Regions from separate parts of the Mus musculus genome. Here region 1 is linked to region 2. The links are chromatin loops, found by intact Hi-C in ENCODE. Cell type or tissue: heart. All regions are shown on one strand. Each heading gives the region's core, and the rest is flanking DNA. Links, peaks and the distances in the headings are about the cores only.

Region 1 (10,020 bases), core at 1,230-9,229, 79 kb before region 2:
ACTCAAGAGATCTGTCTTCCTCTGCTTCCCTAACACTGGGGTGAAAGACTTGTGCCACCCCACCTAATTTACAAGTGGATTGTTAATGGGTAAGCCGGCTATGAAGATCAGGAAACTATTCAAAGACAAGATTAGATAGCCTGTCCCACCCTTAATTTGACTACGTAGATCAACAACAATACTTATGATAGGATAAGAATTGCACTTTCCTGAGGACAGTGACTACCAGAAAGGCAGGAAAATGTTAGCACACAATACTGATTTAAAGCTGAAGGGCAGAATGGAGCAGGTGATTCATGTTCGCTTTGACTTAAGGTCTGCGGCTTCTGCTACTTCACTTTGTTGATGGTTTTTACCTGCCTGGTCCATTGCATCCTCAACACACAAGGCTCCCCATATCAGCTACTGCTATTTCTCCTATCTTCCGAGGAGAGTGGCCACATTACAATGTCTAATATGTTAACTATGATCATGTCTGAAGAAGTATATTCTTTATTTGTAAAAGAATTGATTTAACAAACGTTACCTAAAATGGGAGAATTAAGTACTGTCCTAGTTAGGATTTTACTGCTCTGCACAGACACCATGACCAAGGCAACTCTCATAAGGCCAACATTTAATTGGGGCTGGCTTACAGGTTCAGAGAGGTTCAGTCAATGATCACCAAGGTGGGAGCATGGCAGCATCCAGACAGGCATGGTACAGGAGGAGCTGAGAGATCTACATCTTCATCTGAAGGCTGCTAGGAGAAGACTGGCTTCCAGGCAGCTAGAATGAGGGTCTTAAAGCCCACGCCCACAGTAACACACTTCCTCCAACAAGGCCACACCTTCTCTAACACAGTCATACCTTCTAATAGTGCCACTCCCTAGGTCAAGCATATTCAATCCACCAGAGGTACCATGCACAAACAGGTAAAACCTCGGAAAAATCTCTAGACAGAGGAGCACTAAATACGCTGAGGCACCCCAGCAGCATGGTGCAAGAAGTGGGCCTGACCCCTCAGGAGCCTTAAGGGAAAGCAAGCTCTGTAGAGGAGGATGCTGCACACAGAAGAGGCAAAGAAACGAGATGTGATGCTAAGCAGAAATATGCATGCACCTCGTCCGATTCCGATCAGTTCACATCAGCAGGCTCTGCAGCGGCAACCGAGGGCCACAAGCTCCTTAAGAGCAGCCTCCATCCCTGATTGGTAACAGGACAGAAATAAATCTGCAATTAACAATCTCAAAGGCATACTTTCATCATGGGCACTTAGGAGAAGGGAAACAGAGATGACATAAACTTTGATGTAAATACAGCTTTAAGGGTTGTTTTTTTTTTTTTTTCCTCCTTCTTTTAGTGATGTGACACCTTCTCCTTGACAGAAATAGCAGCGTATTAATTCTCTGCTAAACCTTCTCTTGAAATGTGCGTTTACGTCTGGCATGACTTTATCCCCGTGTCACCTGGTCCTGCCCCCCACATTCCTGTTCCTCCTGGCAACACCCACCCAAATCTCAACACATTTTTTTCCCTCACAGATTTAGCATTAGCTTAAGTCATTAACTATATTTAGAGAGTGCCTTCATCCTTTCTGCAACATAAAGGACAGCTACAGTAATGGGTGTGTTCCATTTAGGAGAAAAAGTGATCATTTTTGATCACTACGTTTAAGAGTGTGTGTGTGTGTGTGTGTGTGTGTGTGTGTGTGTGTGTGTGTGTGTGTGTTCATGGCTCTGATAGAGGCAGGGTATGATGAAAACTCCACACTGGTCAGAAAGTAAGCAGGCAACATTCTTCATTTTATTATGTGAGCTCCCCACACAGTCTGTTGTGTGGAATTCGTGTGGGATCTTATTTACTATATTACAAAAGCTGTCCTTCGTGTGTATTTATGCAGGGGAGGAAAAGGGCCTCTTGTATATAAGTCAAATGTCACTTCGGAAAACATTACTCTGGCATGCCCGGAAAACATTCCATGGTTTTCAGCTCTGCTGAAAAATATAATTTGCTTTGCACAAGTTAAACGGGAGCAAGGGGTATGGGCGGATAACACAGCCTTCTGGCTGGAAGCTAAAGCTGCTAGAACTGAGGAGAGCCACCTGCTGTGTGAGGCAGGGCCCCAACCTGGGACAGCTTGGAAGGGAGATAGCAAGAGTGATAAGGAGGTCACTATACTACCTCACGGACAACAGAGAGTCACCTGAAGTGGGGGGGGGGGGGGCACTCAGAAAAGGGCAAGGACACTGGGCCCGAGCCTTGTGACATCTTTACAAGGCTCCAGTCCCATCTATAAGGATGCCTCACGACACCATGCTTCTAGTTGCTTCCAAGTTCTCTGAATTCGTCTCCATGTGTTGGCTTGAGGGACTCATTTAAGACTAATAAGATGAATGATGTGTGATATGAAAGGAAAGAAGAAAGCAATTGCTAACAGCTGATGGACTATCCTCTCACCCAGCAAAGTTCAACCAGCAAAGCTGATGCAGGCCCAGACCTTACCTGCTGTTTGTGGCCAACAGAAGAACTTTGTCATTTAACTCTAAAAACCAAAAGATGACTTATGAGCAAAAAAAAAAACCCAAATCAAGGAACCAAACTGTCCGTGTTTCTGATAAGGTCAAGTTCATCATGATCATAGGATATGATAAAAGGTCATTATGTCCTTATCAAGAAAGGCCCAAACTACAAACCACTGAGGCTGGAAACAGCCCCTGCGTTCCTTTCAGAAGGAGCCTTCCCAGCTCCTACATGGCCTACACGGGCTCCGGTCAATGGAAAAATATTTCCTCCTCTTGCCTCTGCGTGGGAGTTTTTCATAGCTTTCCATTATTTTTCCACAGAATTGGGTGTGTGTATTCCCCTGAAAATTGTCTCAGGATGTAAAAAATTTTGTTTTAGAAACATTTAGAAACCATCAGCAGAGAACTGCAGCCGCAGCTCCTTGCTATCTCTCTGTTAAAACATCAGTTAGAAGTTGCCTCACTCTGACCAGCGGCTGGCCAAAACCTTAGGGTGAAGCAAGGAAATGGGGACTGAGGAGCCTAGTCCCCATCTTGGGTACGATAGCTTTGTTTAAAGGCCACCGGAGAGCTCCAACTCTCATCCATGTCTGTGTAGCTCTGAGGGTCATGAAAATGTCACTGCCCCCTCAGGCCCCAAACAAGCAATGACAAGGACGGACAATACGCAATAAACATTTACAGACTTGCAGAAAAGGAAGGAAAAATAAATCAAGCAAAGGAACTACCCAGGCCACGGCTCTGGTGCCCGCCAGGTTCTCACTACTTAAGACAGTGGAGCTTTTCAGCAAATCAAGCCAAAAGTAAACTTCTTCAAGGTTCATTTAAATGCTGGTTCTAGGGACATGAGAAAGATTTTGCGAACAGTTTACAACTTCTTTCCTGTTAGAACACACAGGTCTTAGAACGATATGAAACCGGAGAAGAAATCAACAAGATTTATCAATGGATCACAGCAAAGACTTGAAAATATGCAAGGGGATATATTACAGAGATATTCAGTAAATATACATTATTATAAAGCTGAGCCTTCCGAAAAATACTAAGAGATTACTTAATAAATGTATTTAATGCAATTGGGTAACTCTGAGAAAGATGAGGGAAGTTGGATTTCTATCTCCTTTAAACCAAACTTAGTTTCAAATGGATCTTGGTTTTCCTGCATAAAATGAAGCTGTAAAATGAAGCCAGAAGAGTAGGCAGGGAATACCTGAAGCATGCAGGAAACAATACCCTACTCTAGCCACAAACAAAAGAAATATTTGCAACGCAGATTCCAAGAGCTGCCTTCCCTCCTGAGATGTTGTCTGTGGGAACCTTCTAGAGAGAGCCTGGAACATGCTCACAAGACACTGTTGCAGGGACTGTCCATGAGCTATAATATTTCTGGTGGATTTATCAGTGCTTATTAAAATTTAGAGACCATGTATTTCTGTGATCAGAGCCATGGAGAATTTGCCCCACGCTCCTACAAGCTGAGGTTACACTGGAGGGTCAGGGCTGTCAGTCACACTTGGATCAGGCTCCGCCCACATCCCCTAATCCTTCCCCCTCCACTGAAACCATCTCTGTTCTTTAGGACCAAACCCAGATCAAATGACCACTCCCCAGACAGCACCAGGTCCTTCTGATGCTGACCTGCAGCATCTTGAAGGCTGCATGAGCTCCACGCATGTTTTCATCTTCTAGAGCCAGGCTTGAACCATTGTTTTGAATGAAAGAACAGATGAATGAATGATGTATAAACATGATAAGCTGCATCTCCTGAATGAATGAATGAATGAATGAATGAGTAAAGGAGATGAACTAGCTCAGTTGGTCTCCTTAGCTGGTGAGATTAGAGCCAGGACTGACACTTTCCCAGTAGGCTTAAAAAGAGAAGAAAGACATACAGCTTTTAAATCGTCTTCCAACGCGCATAAGGTTAATCTTGTATGTGAAGATTATTTTTAAGTATGCAAAATTACATTACCTTACAGAACGCAGTCTGAGTAACTGGTAATGAATCATGAATGTGGCGGGTTGGGTTAGATTGGATGAAACCAAAAACTCTTAAACTCGGAAGCCTGGCTTGTTAAATAACAATGCTCCTGTAAACAGGCCTGTGAGATTTATTGTGCCCCTGGGAAAGTCTCTGGAATGAACACAGAAAATGCTTCTGTTGATTAGCCTTTTTAGCTCCAGGCCGAGTACTGACCTAAAAGGGAAAGCTCTGCCCTCCAGATTTTACATAATGTGCCCTTATCAATTCCTGTCAGGAGAGAGTCCCCCACAGGGCTATCAGCTAGGGGAGGTGCTTCTGCCTGCGCCAAGTGCCCTGTGTCTCCAGAGGCTGCCTGGGAGCTGAGCCCATCACCCCTCAACCAGCCCCAAGAGTGAAGATTGGGGTTAAATGAAGACGGGATGCAAAGAGGAGGATGAGAGAGACTCATACAACCAACAAGATGATGAATGCATGCTCAGACAAAGAGCGGAAACGCTGTCCAAGTGTGCGTGACAACCAGTCCAAGGTCGGAGGGGAACTGTGGCCAGGCCACAGCTTCTCTGGCCACCTCCTTGGGGCTGGCTCTGCAGCAAGAGGGATCATTTTTTTAGGATCATTACCCAGACAAGCCCTGGATCCCCAAACATATTTTTACTGGATAAAGGAAAGGAAAGATAACCCTTCTAAAGAGGACACAGAGCATCCATTTAGAGCCAGTAACAAGAAGCCTCTGTCAGCACTCCAGCCCCACTTACCCAACTTTTGGGAGATTTCCCAAACAGCTCTAAAAAAGGTATTCAAAATGGGAAATAAGAGCAAAGACAGAGAACTCAAACATCAGGAGAGCGACGGGAGAACTAGAACATTCTAATACAGGGAGATGGCATGCTAGACTGTGAGAAAATGGTGTTTTCTAGCTGGGATAGCACATTTCCATACATGACTCTCCTCCCCTCAGTGGCCATCTTTCCCTGTGCTCCAGTGAACAAACCCTCCTCCGCTCACCCTCCCTTGGAAGCACCAGAAAAGCCGCTGCCAGACTTCTGAGATTTGCCCCCGTGGTGTCAAGATGGCAGCTTTGTCCTGAGCATTCTTGGTACACCTGCCTGGAGAACTCTTCCTGTGCGCCACTGTGTACTGGTCACGTGGGAGACAGGCCTGACGCCTTAGCACATACATGAAGAAACTACCTTAGAACACCAACTGTGTGTGTGTGCGAGTCCAGTCACAACCCTGACTGAGAAACATCCACTCAGAGGACCACCCAGAGACAGAATAGAAGTGAGCGGCAAACTTTCCAATAACAAGACCCATCACAGAAGGGTTGGCTGGTCAAACTGTGAGAAAGCATTCTAGCCGGTTGCTTACTGTACAACCCTGGGAAGGTGCCCCAGAAATGTTGATAAACTGCCAACGAGGTCTCAGGTCCAGTTATGGCTCAATTCTCCGAGAGAAAGCCTGTAAGGGTGCTTCTACCGATCGTGGGGTGTTCTGAAGGAGATGGAGCTGGACGAGTGTAGAGCTCCCAGCCATAGGCAGGCAAGCCAGGTGGTTGGCAGTGGTCTGTCCGCTGTGGGAGGAGCCCTGAAGGCAGGAAGGCACTGGTTGGCAGTCCACAGGCAGGCCCAGGTGTTTGTCCCACTGGATGATAGGGAGATAACAGGGCCTTTCCTATCCAAAACACTGTTCCCATCCAAAGCTCTGTTGTTTGTTATTGTTTCCTCCAAACTCTAGAATGTTCTCGGGTCAGAGGGGTATTTTTTACCGTGAGCATAAATACAGATTTAACTGTGCGATCCTAGATTGTGTGGAGTCTTCCTTTGATACTTAACTCTCCCTAAGATTTAAAAGGCTTATTTTATTTCAGCCTTGAGCCTCAAATTCAGACTTCAAAAGATGAAAGCCCAGACTAGAACAGAAAATGAAAATAAACAAAACACAGTTCAAAGATAGTACAAGGAAAACATACTTCAGATACTGGAGACAGCTGGTGCTCTGCTACAGTCCCTACAGGTGTCTCCACACAAGCATTCCCCAGAGATGTCTCAGTCCTAGCTCCGGCCTTCCCCGCAGGGGTGTCCAGCCCTAGCAGGTCCCCTCCCCCATGGATGCCTCTGTCTTAGTAACCCACCCTCCACCCCGCCCCCAATGGGTGTCTTAGCTTTAACATTCATCCATTAGAGTGACATTAGGTGACTCTTTCCTAACACACCAAAGAACATTGAGGACACTTACCATCTCTGAGACTCAAAATCTTGAGATCTTGAAATCTGTTTCTCTCTTTTCCTCTTCTTCTCCCATCTCTCCCTCCTCTCTTCCCCCTCTACTCCCTTGCTCCTTCCTCCTTCCCTTTCTTCCTCCCCTCTCCCTCCTTTCTTCCTTTCCTCTACTGCATTTTTTTTTTCTCTAGAGATGGGTTTCTCTATAGACTTGGCTGCCCTGGAACTTGCTTTGTATACCAGGTTAGTCTCAAACTCACAGAGGTCCTCCTGCCTCTGCCTTAGAAGTGCTGGGATTACAGGTGTGTACCACCACCACCCAGCCAACTGCATTCTTTCTTTGGACTTTCTTTGGGGATTTTTGAGATAAGGTCTCAAGGTGTAGCCTAGGCTGACCTGAAATTTAAATTCCTCCTGCTTCTTCTATGATCTGGGATTATAAATATAAACCACCACACCCAACTTCACATTTATTTATCTAGAATTAAAAAAAAAAATGGTTCTGTGATCTTTGGGTAGTAGTGTATGTTCCAAGTGTGACTAATATCAAATATGAATCTTTTCCATCAAATACTATAAATTGTGTTTGGGAAAAATCTTTATCTCCCCTACCTTTGAGACTTTTATGCAAATGTTTTAGACCTCCTCATCCAGTAAAACCTTGTTTACATAAAAGCCCTGCTGTACTGTTCTAAGAATTTGATAACTGAGAACAATAACCTTTATCTCCTTGGAACAGTGACTCCTTCCTCCTTCATTTCCTGTGTGACAATTCTTTTCAGACTAGACAAATGAACAAGATGGTGAGCTCAGACCCTAACCAGTGAAGAAAAGGCACAGCCAACACTGGAGTAAGAATAAAAAACTAAACCTACTTCCTGTCTCTGTGTCAACTCTTCCAAGTGGCCATGCATTGGTCTAGCCTGAGTCTCGCAGTGCATCTCACTTGCCCACTTCACACAGCAAGGCAGGGCCTTCACCACAAGCTCTGCATGCACAAGACACTCATGGGACTAAAGCCACACCGGGGCCACAGAGATCCATAGCAGCAATAGTGACACACACATGCTCCAGCAGAAAGCCACCTTTGGGATTCCACGCCAAGTTTGAAATTCGGCTCTGGGAACAAAGGGGAGTTGGGAGAGGAAAACTGGCCAGGAGCGTGTTCTGGCTCAGCAGACATACACCTAGGGCTTGCTGTGGGGGAAGGGCAAGCTCTGCCCAAAGAGCACTGGAGCTTAGAGAGCTTGGAGTAACTCTAAGCACTTCATTTGATGTCTAACTGGCAAATATGTTTCTTATTAAATAGCCCAACTCATTATTCCGTGCCACATATACTGAATGCTTGCTAGAAATCCCGAGTGTTTTTCAGGTTAAAAAAAAAAAGTTGCCCCAAATATAAAGGCTCTTTAGGACAGTTCTTTCAGGCAATCCTTAACCCAGGTGCTGAACACATATGACAAGAAAAGACAGATGCCTTTGTTCCTGGGACCTGAGTGTGGAAGCTGTATCTCTCAAGGGCACTGTTCCTTGTGATGACTCTGTTTCCTTTGTGAACAAAATGAGAGAAGGAGCCAGCTACACCTTTAATCCCAGCACGCAGGAGGCAGAGGCATGTGGATCTCTAAGTTCAAGGCCTACAGATGGAGTTCCAGGACATCCAGGACTACACAGAGAAACCCTGTCTTGAAAAAAAAAAAAAAAAAAAAAAACAGACAGACAAATAAAAACAAAAAAGAAAACACAGGGACAGAAAGAAAAGCCATCCCCTTCTCCTCCACCTCTTGTGTTCTCAAATGTGCCATCCCACGAAGTTTCTCTGTTGCACAACATAGTTTTTCTGGATAAGACAATATTTACTCCATGTTCTTTGAATGGTGGTAACTACCACAATAAATAATGCTAAAAGAAGTGTGGTCACACTAACAAAGACAGGGTCTGATCTAGGCAACATGGGAGTTGAACCATGGTTTCTCTCCTTCCTTCCTTTCTTCCTTCCTTCCTTCCTCCCTCCCTCCCTCCCTCCCTCCCTCCCTCCCTCCCTCCCTTCCTTCCTCCTGAGGAGGAGGAGGCATTGGGTATAGAAGGGACCCCAGGGTAACAATGAGGGAGCGTGTGAGGGACGAGTCTGCACCTCACAGCACAGCCCCTGCCGTGGACTGTCAGAGTCAGTCACCAGGATTACAGGGACCTCGGTCCCCACAGCGGAGAGGGGGAGGGGTAGGGATGGCAAAAGCAGCACATTGCTGTTTCAGGATGTGACTGAGACTGGCATCGTCCACCACGTGACCAGCCTCCCCAGTACAGGAGACAGAGACAATGCCCTGGGTTGAAAGAGGAAGCCATCCATTGTGAACTAGAAGAAACCTCAGCAAGTTGTTTGTGTTCCTGTGTTCTGCGAGCTGACTACGGGGTCCTGCAGTGAGCACAGTGGCTTAGTCCATTCACGTGAATTTCTGGGTAAAAGTGAGTGGCCAAAACCAGATTTTAAATAAAGCTATTTTTTTTTTAACTTTCGGTTCTCAGCTTGACTGTGAGCTTTTAAGACAAAAAAATGTCTAATGCCTCCCCCCACCCCCCAAGAAACAGAAAATGGCTTTTAAGCAGAACTCTTTTTTTTTTTTTTTTTTTTTTTTTTTTTGAGACAGGGTTTCTCTGTGTAGCCCTGTCCTGGAACTCACTCTGTAGACCAGGCTAGCCTCGAACTCAGAAATCCACCTGCCTCTGCCTCCCAAGTGCTGGGATTAAAGGTATGCGCCACCACGCCCGGCTCACTTTTCTTTTTTTAATTTTTGAAATTGTGTATGCATGGATGTTTGCTTGCATGTATGTCTGTGGGCCACACTTGTGTAGGGCTGGCGTCCCAATCCCAGACTATTGGGAGCCTTCTTTTGTGTGCTGGGAATTGAACCCAGGTTCTCTCTAAGAGACCAGCCAGTGCTCTGAGCAGCTGAGCCATCTCTCTAGCCCACCCGTAGCAGTCCCCATCGTTGGACAGCTTTCCTGCTTCCAATGAAAATCGGCAAAGGTCAAGCTGAAAGAATTGCTAATTAAATCTGAATAAAAATTTACATACATAAATTTACATACATCAGCAAAGGGGTAAATATAGAAGTACTAGAAGAAGCAGTACCCATGGTCATGCTCTTTTCAAAGGTTTTTATTCTCCTTGGAGAGTAACCTGGAGTAAGTGAAAGCTGACTGATGAAAGGGTGAAGCTTAGGACAGGGGAGGGTTTTTAATCTCAAATGGAGCACCAGTCTTATCTGAAGTGCAGACCCACACCCAGCCAGTTCCTGTAAGGAATGCTAAA
Region 2 (10,020 bases), core at 626-8,625:
GCTGGAGAGATGGCTCAGTGCTCTTTCAGAGGGCCTGAGTTCAATTCCCAGCAACCACAAGGTGGCTCACAACCATCTGTAATGGGATCTGATGCCCTCTTCTGGTGTGTCTGAAGAGAACAGCAGTGTACTCACATACATAAAATAAATAAATCTTAATAATAATAATAATAAAAAGATAACAACCCACATGTTTTCACTTCTGTAAACAAGGTTGGTTGCCCCAACTGCACAAGCCGTGCTTGCTCACATGTAGGCATGAGGTACTTAGGCAGGATGTATGCCTGCTCTGGACTGGATGAAGGCCGGAAATGTGTAGCCTTGTGGGTTTTGCCTCTATAAGCACCTGATTTACATAACTTGTAGCCATTCTCTGGGAATCCCAGGTATGGATCTGGCAAGTGTCTATCATCCTGGTCGGTATTTAATGAATCTTGCTTCAGATTTGGCTCAAAAATTGTGGTAGTGATCTTAATCTTGCCTCTTAGGCTCAACAGATTCCAGAGGCTTGTGACAGTCCAGCCCAGCCAGTGAAAGAAAAGAAAGATGACAAATCACATAAGAATATTTTTAAAGATAGTGAGATTTAGTCAAACAGAGAAAATATTAATCCTGGAAAGACTGAAGACTCTGGAAAAGAAGACAAGGGCACAGGTCCTGGAGGCAGGGCAGGGTGAGTGGGTGAAAGGGAACATACTAGTCAGAAGGAAAAACCTAAGGTCCCAACAGAGACACTTCAAGGCAGCAGGGTCAGGACTCCCCTAAGCCAATGGGTAATTTGAGTTTTAGGGCCTGTTAAAATTCACCCTAAATCAGTTAGCACACACATTTAGCAGTATCCAAAGCTTGCTAGAAAGATCAAAATCTCTCTCATGTCTGTGCTTGGTGACCAAGACCAGTGCTGGTGACTGTCTGGGGACTCATGCTCCGGTCACATTTAAAATTATTAACCATTGACAGAAGGATCTGGCAAGGCCATGTCTTCCCAAAATCAGAATATTAGTTTATTCTAAAATATCTTACTCTGGATACAAGTGTCCATTCGCAGACAAGGTGGGTAAATGTCTCCTGTAGCAGTGTTTCTACACTGTCAGGTCAAGTGCATAATTGCTAGCTTTAGATAAAGAATAAACAGCAAACCAAATCAAGGTGAGACAGCTCAACCCAGGTCTTCCTATTCGTCTTACTAAACAAGGCCTATGGTGATTCAGTGCTTTGTGTAACTTATATTAAGGTTGCTTCTCTGGGACAGCGAGGCAAGGGTGGGGTTTCCTTGGTCCTCCAATCCGTTCCATATCCAACCCAGACATTTCCTCAGCCCTATCAAGAGTCGGCCCCGCCTTCAGTGACACCAAATCACAACACTAATAGTAACATCTTCGTGTCGCCAACTCAATAAACTGGGGAAACAAGAATGACCTCTAGCTGTAATTACTCCTTTAAAAAGATCTAAAATGTATGAGTAACAATAAGTTTTTAAAAAAGAAATTTTCCTTCTAAGCATATGCGTATAACTAAAGTCCATTACTGAAATATTTGTAACTTCAAAAGTGGTTTTCAACTTCAAATACAAACATGGGTTACAGGCAAGAGCTAATTAAGAACTCGGTTATTAGCAGGGCGTGACAGATGAGGGGATGGGAGGAAGGAATGCTTGCAAAAAGCTTTTATTTGACAGTGGATTTCAAAATATCCAACACAGCTCATTTCTGAAAGAGCTGTGAACTTCCTGTACATTAAAATAAATTAGGGCATTAAGTGCAGAAGTCTTTGAGGTCCTATCAAAGCGATGCTTTCAGAGAACAGGCCTAACTTCATCTCTTGCAGGTATCCAGAGCGTGACAGTCAGAAAAAAAATGAAGTCACAAAACAATCCCTTCACAGGCTTTGGCCCAGATTCCACAGATGTTTCTGCTCTTCGCTCAAATGAACCCTCTCTGTTTTGACACCCACCAGCGACACTTGTAGATGTCTTAGGTCGCTTTAGCGTTTATTCTCTAACTGCCTCCACAAATCATCTTCTTTTCCTCCCAAAGGTTGTTTATCCTCAAGTTTCTTCTGATATTCTAACTGAATTTGAATTCTTCGTGTTTACTTTGTATACATTTTATTCAAGTTATCACTAGAGACTCTGCATCTAGCATCTTGTTTCTCTGTCCCTCCTCTGATCAGTCACTGCCTTCCTAAGTCCTTGTAATTATCAGACACGAAACCAAACAAGCAAGCAAGCAAGAAAGGAAGGACGGAAGGAAAGAAGGACAGAAGGAAGGAAGGACAGAAGGAAGGGAGGGAGGGAGGGAAAAAGCAAGCATGCAAGCAAGAGCCAGGCTTCAGTGGCACACTTCTTTAAGCCCAGCACTCAGGAGACAGAAACATGAAGATAGAGAATGAGTTCCAGGACAGCCAGGGCTACACAGAGAAACCCTGTCTTGAAAACCAGAGCATTGCTGGATCCTCCGGTAGTACTATGTCCATTTTCCTGAGGAACCGCCAGACTGATTTCCAGAGTGGTTGTACAAGCCTGCAATCCCACCAACAATGGAGGAGTGTTCCTCTTTCTCCACATCCACGCCAGCATCTGCTGTCACCTGAATTTTTGATCTTAGCCATTCTCACTGGTGTGAGGTAGAATCTCAGGGTTGTTTTGATTTGCATTTCCCTGATGATTAAGGATGTTGAACATTTTTTCAGGTGCTTCTCTGCCATTCGGTATTCCTCAGGTGAGAATTCTTTGTTCAGTTCTGAGCCCCATTTTTTAATGGGGTTATTTGATTTTCTGAAGTCCACCTTCTTGAGTTCTTTATATATGTTGGATATTAGTCCCCTATCTGATTTAGGATAGGTAAAGATCCTTTCCCAATCTGTTGGTGGTCTTTTTGTCTTATTGACGGTGTCTTTTGCCTTGCAGAAACTTTGGAGTTTCATTAGGTCCCATTTGTCAATTCTCGATCTTACAGCACAAGCCATTGCTGTTCTGTTCAGGAATTTTTCCCCTGTGCCCATATCTTCAAGGCTTTTCCCCACTTTCTCCTCTATAAGTTTCAGTGTCTCTGGTTTTATGTGGAGTTCCTTGATCCACTTAGATTTGACCTTAGTACAAGGAGGTAAGTATGGATCGATGTGCATTCTTTTACATGATAACAACCAGTTGTGCCAGCACCAATTGTTGAAAATGCTGTCTTTCTTCCACTGGATGGTTTTAGCTCCCTTGTCGAAGATCAAGTGACCATAGGTGTGTGGGTTCATTTCTGGGTCTTCAATTCTATTCCATTGGTCTACTGGTCTGTCTCTATACCAGTACCATGCAGTTTTTATCACAATTGCTCTGTAGTAACCAGCAATACCTCTCCTGGGCATATATCCAGAAGATGCCCCAACTGGTAAGAAGGACACATGCTCCACTATGTTCATAGCAGCCTTATTTATAATAGCCAGAAGCTGGAAAGAACCCAGATGCCCCTCAACAGAGGAATGGATACAGAAAATGTGGTACATCTACACAATGGAGTACTACTCAGCTATTAAAAAGAATGAATTTATGAAATTCCTAGCCAAATGGATGGACCTGGAGGGCATCATCCTGAGTGAGGTAACACATTCACAAAGGAACTCACACAATATGTACTCACTGATAAGTGGATATTAGCCCAAAACCTAGGATACCCAAGATATAAGATACAATTTCCTAAACACATGAAACTCAAGAAAAATGAAGACTGAAGTGTGGACACTATGCCCCTCCTTAGAAGTGGGAACAAAACACCCTTGGAAGGAGTTACAGAGACAAAGTTTGGAGCTGAGATGAAAGGATGGTCCATGTAGAGACTTCCATATCCAGGGATCCACCCCATAATCAGCATCCAAACGCTGACACCATTGCATACACTAGCAAGATTTTATCGAAAGGACCCAGATGTAGCTGTCTCTTGTGAGACTATGCCGGGGCCTAGCAAACACAGAAGTGGATGCTCACAGTCAGCTAATGGATGGATCACAGGGCTCCCAATGGAGGAGCTAGAGAAAGTAGCCAAAGAGCTAAACGGATCTGCAACCCTATAGGCGGAACAACATTATGAAGGAGCTCTTGACTCTAGCTACATATGTATCAAAAGATGGCCTAGTCTGCCATCACTGGAAAGAGAGGCCCATTGGACACGCAAACTTTATATGCCCCAGTACAGGGGAACGCCAGGGCCAAAAAGGGGGAGTGGGTGGGTAGGGGATTGGGGGTGGGTGGGTATGGGGGACTTTTGGTATAGCATTGGAAATGTAAATGAGCTAAATACCTAATAAAAAATGGAAAAAAAAACCAAAAAAAAAAAAACAAAAAAAAAAGAAAACCAGAGCAAAGACAGCAAGGTAAACAGATGCCTACTGTGGCTACAAAATTGCCACTTCAAACAACTGCAAAAACCGTGGCTGTAGCCTTGACCCCACTCCCATCTGCTCACTGGACTTCTAGGCTGCTCTCATCTTTTACACAGAGCCAGCAGCCGTGGTCCCTTCTGAATCACCTGGGATGAGATGTGCCCTCACTTAGAATCACAGCTCTCCTGTCTTTTATTGCACTTCTCTTTGAAACCTGTCAAGCCAGCATTCCACTGCTGGCGTCATCCCATCCCCTTCACACCCCACTGCTGACCCAGGTGAAGGGCAGGACAGGGTCATCCCATCTGCTCCACAACCATGCCTGTCGGTCCCCAGGTGTCCCCCCCCCCCCTTGATCCCTCAGCAGGAATCTTACTCTTCAGAATCTCCACTCTCTCTTTCCAAGCAGAAATCCACTTAGAGAAGTCACCACCCCCCCCCCAGCTCCCTCTAACTCACTCCTGCCTGCGGCATTCTCTGTTCCCCTTTCTGCAGATTGTCATCTACTCAGCTGTCTTTACCCAGAAGCACCTGAGTCCACCATCCATGAATACGATTTTTGAAAGATCAAAAATAAAATAAAATAAAATAAAATAAAATAGTTCGAAAGTCAGGAATACATGTATGTATGTATGTGTGCATGTGTATGTACTTATATATGTACGTATGTATGTATTTTCCCCTCCAGAAGAAATAATAAATGTTCATGAACTTAAATAAAGTAAAGCCTGATTATTACTGGTAGCAAAGAAGGCTTCAAAGATGTATTGCAGTGATTCCCACCTTCAACAGGGTCACTGGTGGTCCATCACTGCCCCAGTTTACCATAGTACATGGTATATTATCCACCTTCAGACAAGCACAGGGTCACGGTCCCTTAAATCCCCACTTGCCCACTGCTGTCAGCAACTCAAGTGGGCCAAGGTTCACTACTTTTTACATCTACACTAAAGCCCACATGTCATGAATTCATGTAGAGTTGTGATGGATGAGAGATAGCCGCAACAAAATAGTGTCTTAGACCAGACTGTTTCAGCAGGCAGCCGAACCACACAGGCTAGAGAGTACTGCCCCCCTGTGGCTGGCTGAGAGGCCACGACAGCCGGCCAGCCTGCCCTTGGGGCCCACATCTACAATGACAACATCAGAGGCCTGCTGAAGGGCTGAGAAATAGGTTACATGGCAGAAGCATCCTCCCCAGGCTCCGTGTCCTGGACGATGTGAACACACAACCTGGGTATCTGCTGGAGTGTAGACATGCCAGCTTGCCCCCACAATCCCTTAAGCAAGGCTCTCCACAGGGCTGCAGTGCAGTAGTCAAGTTCTTAGCCCATGGCGAGGGCCAATTCACATGGTGTCCAGTCCACGGACTGTATTGTGCGTGTGCTGCTTTGATGCACAAGAGGCATTAGCCAATATTAAATGTCAAATACGACTGCTCTTGGTACTGACAGCCCAAAAGGCATCTGGGAACTTGGGGGTCTTTGTTGTTCTCTCTGCATTGAACCCACTCTGTAGTCTGGCGCCCCCTCCCCACCTGTTTTTGGGGTGAGACTTGTCTCCTCTGGAATGTTTGCAAACTCTGGTTCTAATTCAAGACACACTCTCACCCAACCCCAGAGAGTCTACACACACTACACTGTCCCTGCCATTTCCAAAGTTTGTACTGAGTACTCACAAGGCCCCGGAACCAGCCCTCAGCACGCTGCAGCTGAAAGCAGATGCGGTGCTAGTCAGTCACATCTGAAGGCAGGAAAAGTGACGTTCTGGCTACCTAAGTGCTGTGGCTGACGTCTGCCCCGTGCTCTTCATATGTTCAAATCCTACCCCTAAGGTGACAGAGGAGGGTGGCATCAGGAGGTGGGGCCTCTGGAGGTGGCCAGGTCAGGAGAGTGGAGGCCTCATGGATAGGATCAGCACCCCGATGAACAGGCTGAAGGCAGTTTGCTTGCCTCTTCCACCACTTGAGGATACAGTGAGATGCCCATGAGCCTTCTGGAGATGGAGATCAGCGGTAGAACTCTTACCCAGCACGCACATTTTGTTAGAGTAGCCTGAAGACCCACATGCTGCATATTCGAATGTCAGTCTTTGGAAACACAACTGCTGCCCAGGCCTGCTGGTGACTCTAAAGCTGGGGCATCACCGCAAACAGTCAGGGGACGCCCAGAATACTGAGCCCTCGAGCAGCCCCCAGGGAAGGCTCTGAAGAATAAGTCTTCTCTGGATCACCCGTGAGGGTGTAACGAGGGTGACTTGACATTGCACTCTCGTCTTGCCAGAAGAAAGAAAATGACTCTGTTAGCTTATCTCTAAGCTTATAAAAAAGAGCTGAGGTTCCACAGCACATGACCCTTCCTCGCCAACCTTACTCCTCTCCCAGCAGGCGGTCAGATTTCATGAAGGGTCAGCTGCATAACATGAGGTATTTCTGCCCCCTCAAAACAAACAACAAAAACAAAACAGCATGCTTTAAAGTCTAAGCAAGGCGATGCTTGGACTTTTGTAATCCTATAAGTACATAGGAAGCTGAGGCAGGAGGATGGTGAGTTTGAGCTAGAGAAATTGTCTATGTCTCTTTTCCATTGCTGTGATAAAACACATACAGGCAACTTATAGAAACAAATGTTTAATTTGGGCTCACAGTTGAAAAGGGTTCTGAGCATCATGGCGGGGAGCATGGCAGGAAGCAGGCAGGTATGACACTGGAGCAGTAGCTGAGAGCTTACATCCTTATCCACAAGTGGGAGACAGAGAGCATGGGCTTTTGATTACTCAGAGCCCACCCCCAGTGACACACCTCCTCCAACAAGGCCACACCTCCTAATCCTTCCCAAACAGTTTCACTGAGGACCTAGTATTCAAACACGGAAACCTATAGGGGCCAATTTCATTAAAGCAACCACAGGAATGTTGAAAAAAAAAAGATGAAGGTTAGGAATAGCTCAGTGTGACAGGATTTGCTTAGCCTGTGCAAGGCCTTGGGTTCAGTTCCCAACACCTCAAAGATGTTCCAGGCTGGGTGATGATTGGCAGATGCAGGCAGCCTTCTCCGCCCCATCTTCTCTTCCAGCCACAGCAACTCTGCCTTCTCTGTTCTGCTGGCTGCTGAGATAAGTTTACAGATGGAAAACAATGTACCCTAAAGCTTCCCTGGTTCACGCTCCTGCTAGAAGCCACATGGAGTTAAACTGCTCTGCTTCCAATAGTGGGGTAAATGTGTTTCAAAGATGAATGCAACTGTATATACTTTATATACTTAGAGTTCTCTCTCTCTCTCTCTCTCTCTCTCTCTGTGTGTGTGTGTGTGTAAACAGTGGCACTACATTATTTGTTATGCTTCTTAGGGACGGTTTAGTCTGTTCAATAATAAATGTGGAAATCAAATGACCCTGCTCACTGAGCAACAAATAAGATGATCACCTCTGCACAGCCAAATAGTCCCACATTACTCAACAAAGAGTTTCTATAAGTTAACCCATTCCATAACACAAAGATGTTCTTCTCGTGTCTATATCTGTAACCTTCTGCGGCTTAGCTGCTACCTCAGCAAACCCCACCAGTTACCTCCCGATACCCCCACACTCTCCACTCCCAATGCTAAGCACAGCACCAGGAGGCTGCGTGCCACCAGCGTGGCCCCCTCGGGGGCAGTCAGGTACAGATGTCAGAAGTGTAAGACTGTCAGAAGTGAATGGCTGCAGTTTGCAGATTCAGAAGCAGCGTCAGCTCTCTGTACTGTGACTAAAAGGGAAAAAAAAAAATCTAACTTCTCTATGAGAAAAAAAACCAAACCAAACCAAATGTGTCTCGGCCTCCCCAGATGGCCCTCGCTGATGCCTGCTCCTCCCACGCTGCCTGTCGTGCCCTTCTGAGGACAAGGTCTCTGTGGATCACTTCCTCCCTTCCAGAAACTCTTCACCCCAGCTTCTTCCTGTTCTCCCTGTGTACATCCTCAGTGGTCCCCTCTGCTTCTGACGTCTCTCTGTGGCTTACATTAGCCTTCTACATTCACAAAACGATCTCAGCAGCCAGCAGAAGAGAGAAAGCTAAGCAAATGTGGTTGGAAGGAAAGATGAGGCTGGGGGGGGGGTGCTGCTGCCTGCCTCCCCCACATCATCCACCCAGCCCGGGGCATCTTTGTAGAACTCCGTGGCTCAGAACACCCAACAGGAGCTTTGTGTCCCTCCCCAGCTCCAGCTTCCTTCTCTTCTCTGTTCCCTCGGCCTGAAAAGCACCTCTGCAATTTTTGTCCCAATAAAGTCACATGTGGCTTTCCTGTCCTCTTCTGAGGCTGCCTTTTTTTGTGATGTTGTCTATACTGGGCAGCCCTGAGTGTTCAGTTATCTCCTGAAGTACCTCATACCACTTCCACCGTCACACATAACATGTGTTTATACTCTGCTTGGCTGTGGCCAATCCAAAGGCAGGCAAGCAGGTGATGATGGGACGGGTCTGAGATGCGGGATGGGAGCCCCAGCTCAACTAAAATAGGTGAGGCTTGTGCATCTTCTGGCTATGAGGCTGGTGCTTAATTTACATGCAGGGGCTGGAACAGTCAAGCTGGAGGGAGAAATGGAGAGGGAAGGCTGGTCCCTAGCACAGGCGAGCAAACGGAATCTAAGCACTAGACCGGGACAGGGTCTATCGAAATCCAGCATGTTTATCAGATCACTGAGACAAAATAACAGAGCCGACCAGCTTAATAATAGAAAAGGCTTAAGGTGGCTCATGGTTTCTGTCTACAGTTGCTTTCCGACCTGTGGCAGCCCAATACACCACAGGAGAGTGGTTGGGAAAGCCTCTTTATAGTGTGGTGGCTAAAAAAATATAGCCACACAGAAAGAGGCTTGGGGGTAAAATATCCCTTCAAGGTCACACTCCCTGAAGACCTAACTTTTTCTCTCTAAGCCCCAGGTCCTAAAGGGTCTACCACATGCTAAGAGTGCCACAGGCTAGGGACAAAGCCTTTGAGGGGGACATTCACAATCCGAACTACAGCATCCAGGGTCTGCTTCCTTGAGAGACTCAGGGTATACCAGAGTGTTCCAGTGACATCCCAGCTGCCTCCTCTTTGAGATCTTAATTTCCTTCCTCATTTCATTAAGAACTAATTTCTAAACAGGCGCTATTCAATTCTGATTAATGCAATCCAGCCTAAAATCAGAATGAATGAACGCCCCCGTGACCCGCTGCTGTTGAAGAGGGATTCTAAGCAGGTATGAGATGTTGACACTGCTCCAGGACAGACACAAACTTCTGAGCCACAGAACTAAGCCAGAAAGCCCATTGGACTAAGACAGAGGTCTGTACTCAGAAGAATGGAGTTCTCAAAGGCTCCATATTAGAAGTGCTTCTTAAAAAAAAAATCTTGGAGAGGCTGGCTGTAAGAATGTCTTAGGAATACCTTGGGTGAATACAGATGCTTAATGAAGAAGGTGACCACAACAGGTAAAAAAAAATCTGCCACTAATTGGTTGTCACTTGGCACATTGCAGTCAGACGGGTCTCTGGAATTCCTAGTTACATAAATAGCCAGATTTCTTGTTCCGTACAGTGTTAACTCCCTCTGACTCCTCTCTTGCTGGAAATTAATGAGAGCGATAATCCTGGTAGATCCTTTGCCCTCCAGGAATGCAGCTCCTACCCCCA

The links. Peaks named below come from ENCODE experiments on the same cell type or tissue, not always from the same donor. Only the 100,000 strongest peaks of a DNase experiment are listed, where the experiment ranks them.
Region 1: it touches region 2 in a loop (2.0-fold over the local background); 4 of 42 quality-filtered maps call a loop at or near these places.

What each region holds. Positions count from the first base shown.
Region 1 is chr7:65,412,670-65,422,689 of GRCm38, forward strand. It overlaps a transcript of Tjp1 not described here. Among named protein-coding and RNA genes, the nearest start is that of Tjp1, 46 kb to the left of the region's middle. In heart, for the core only: no CTCF peak of the experiment used is centred there; DNase peaks (open chromatin) are centred at 4,872 and 9,002; H3K4me3 peaks cover 838 bases; H3K27ac peaks cover 4,293 bases.
Region 2 is chr7:65,492,709-65,502,728 of GRCm38, forward strand. It overlaps a transcript of Tjp1 not described here. Among named protein-coding and RNA genes, the nearest start is that of BC046251, 84 kb to the right of the region's middle. In heart, for the core only: a CTCF peak has its summit at 5,454 (motif pointing left); a DNase peak (open chromatin) is centred at 5,463; H3K27ac peaks cover 271 bases.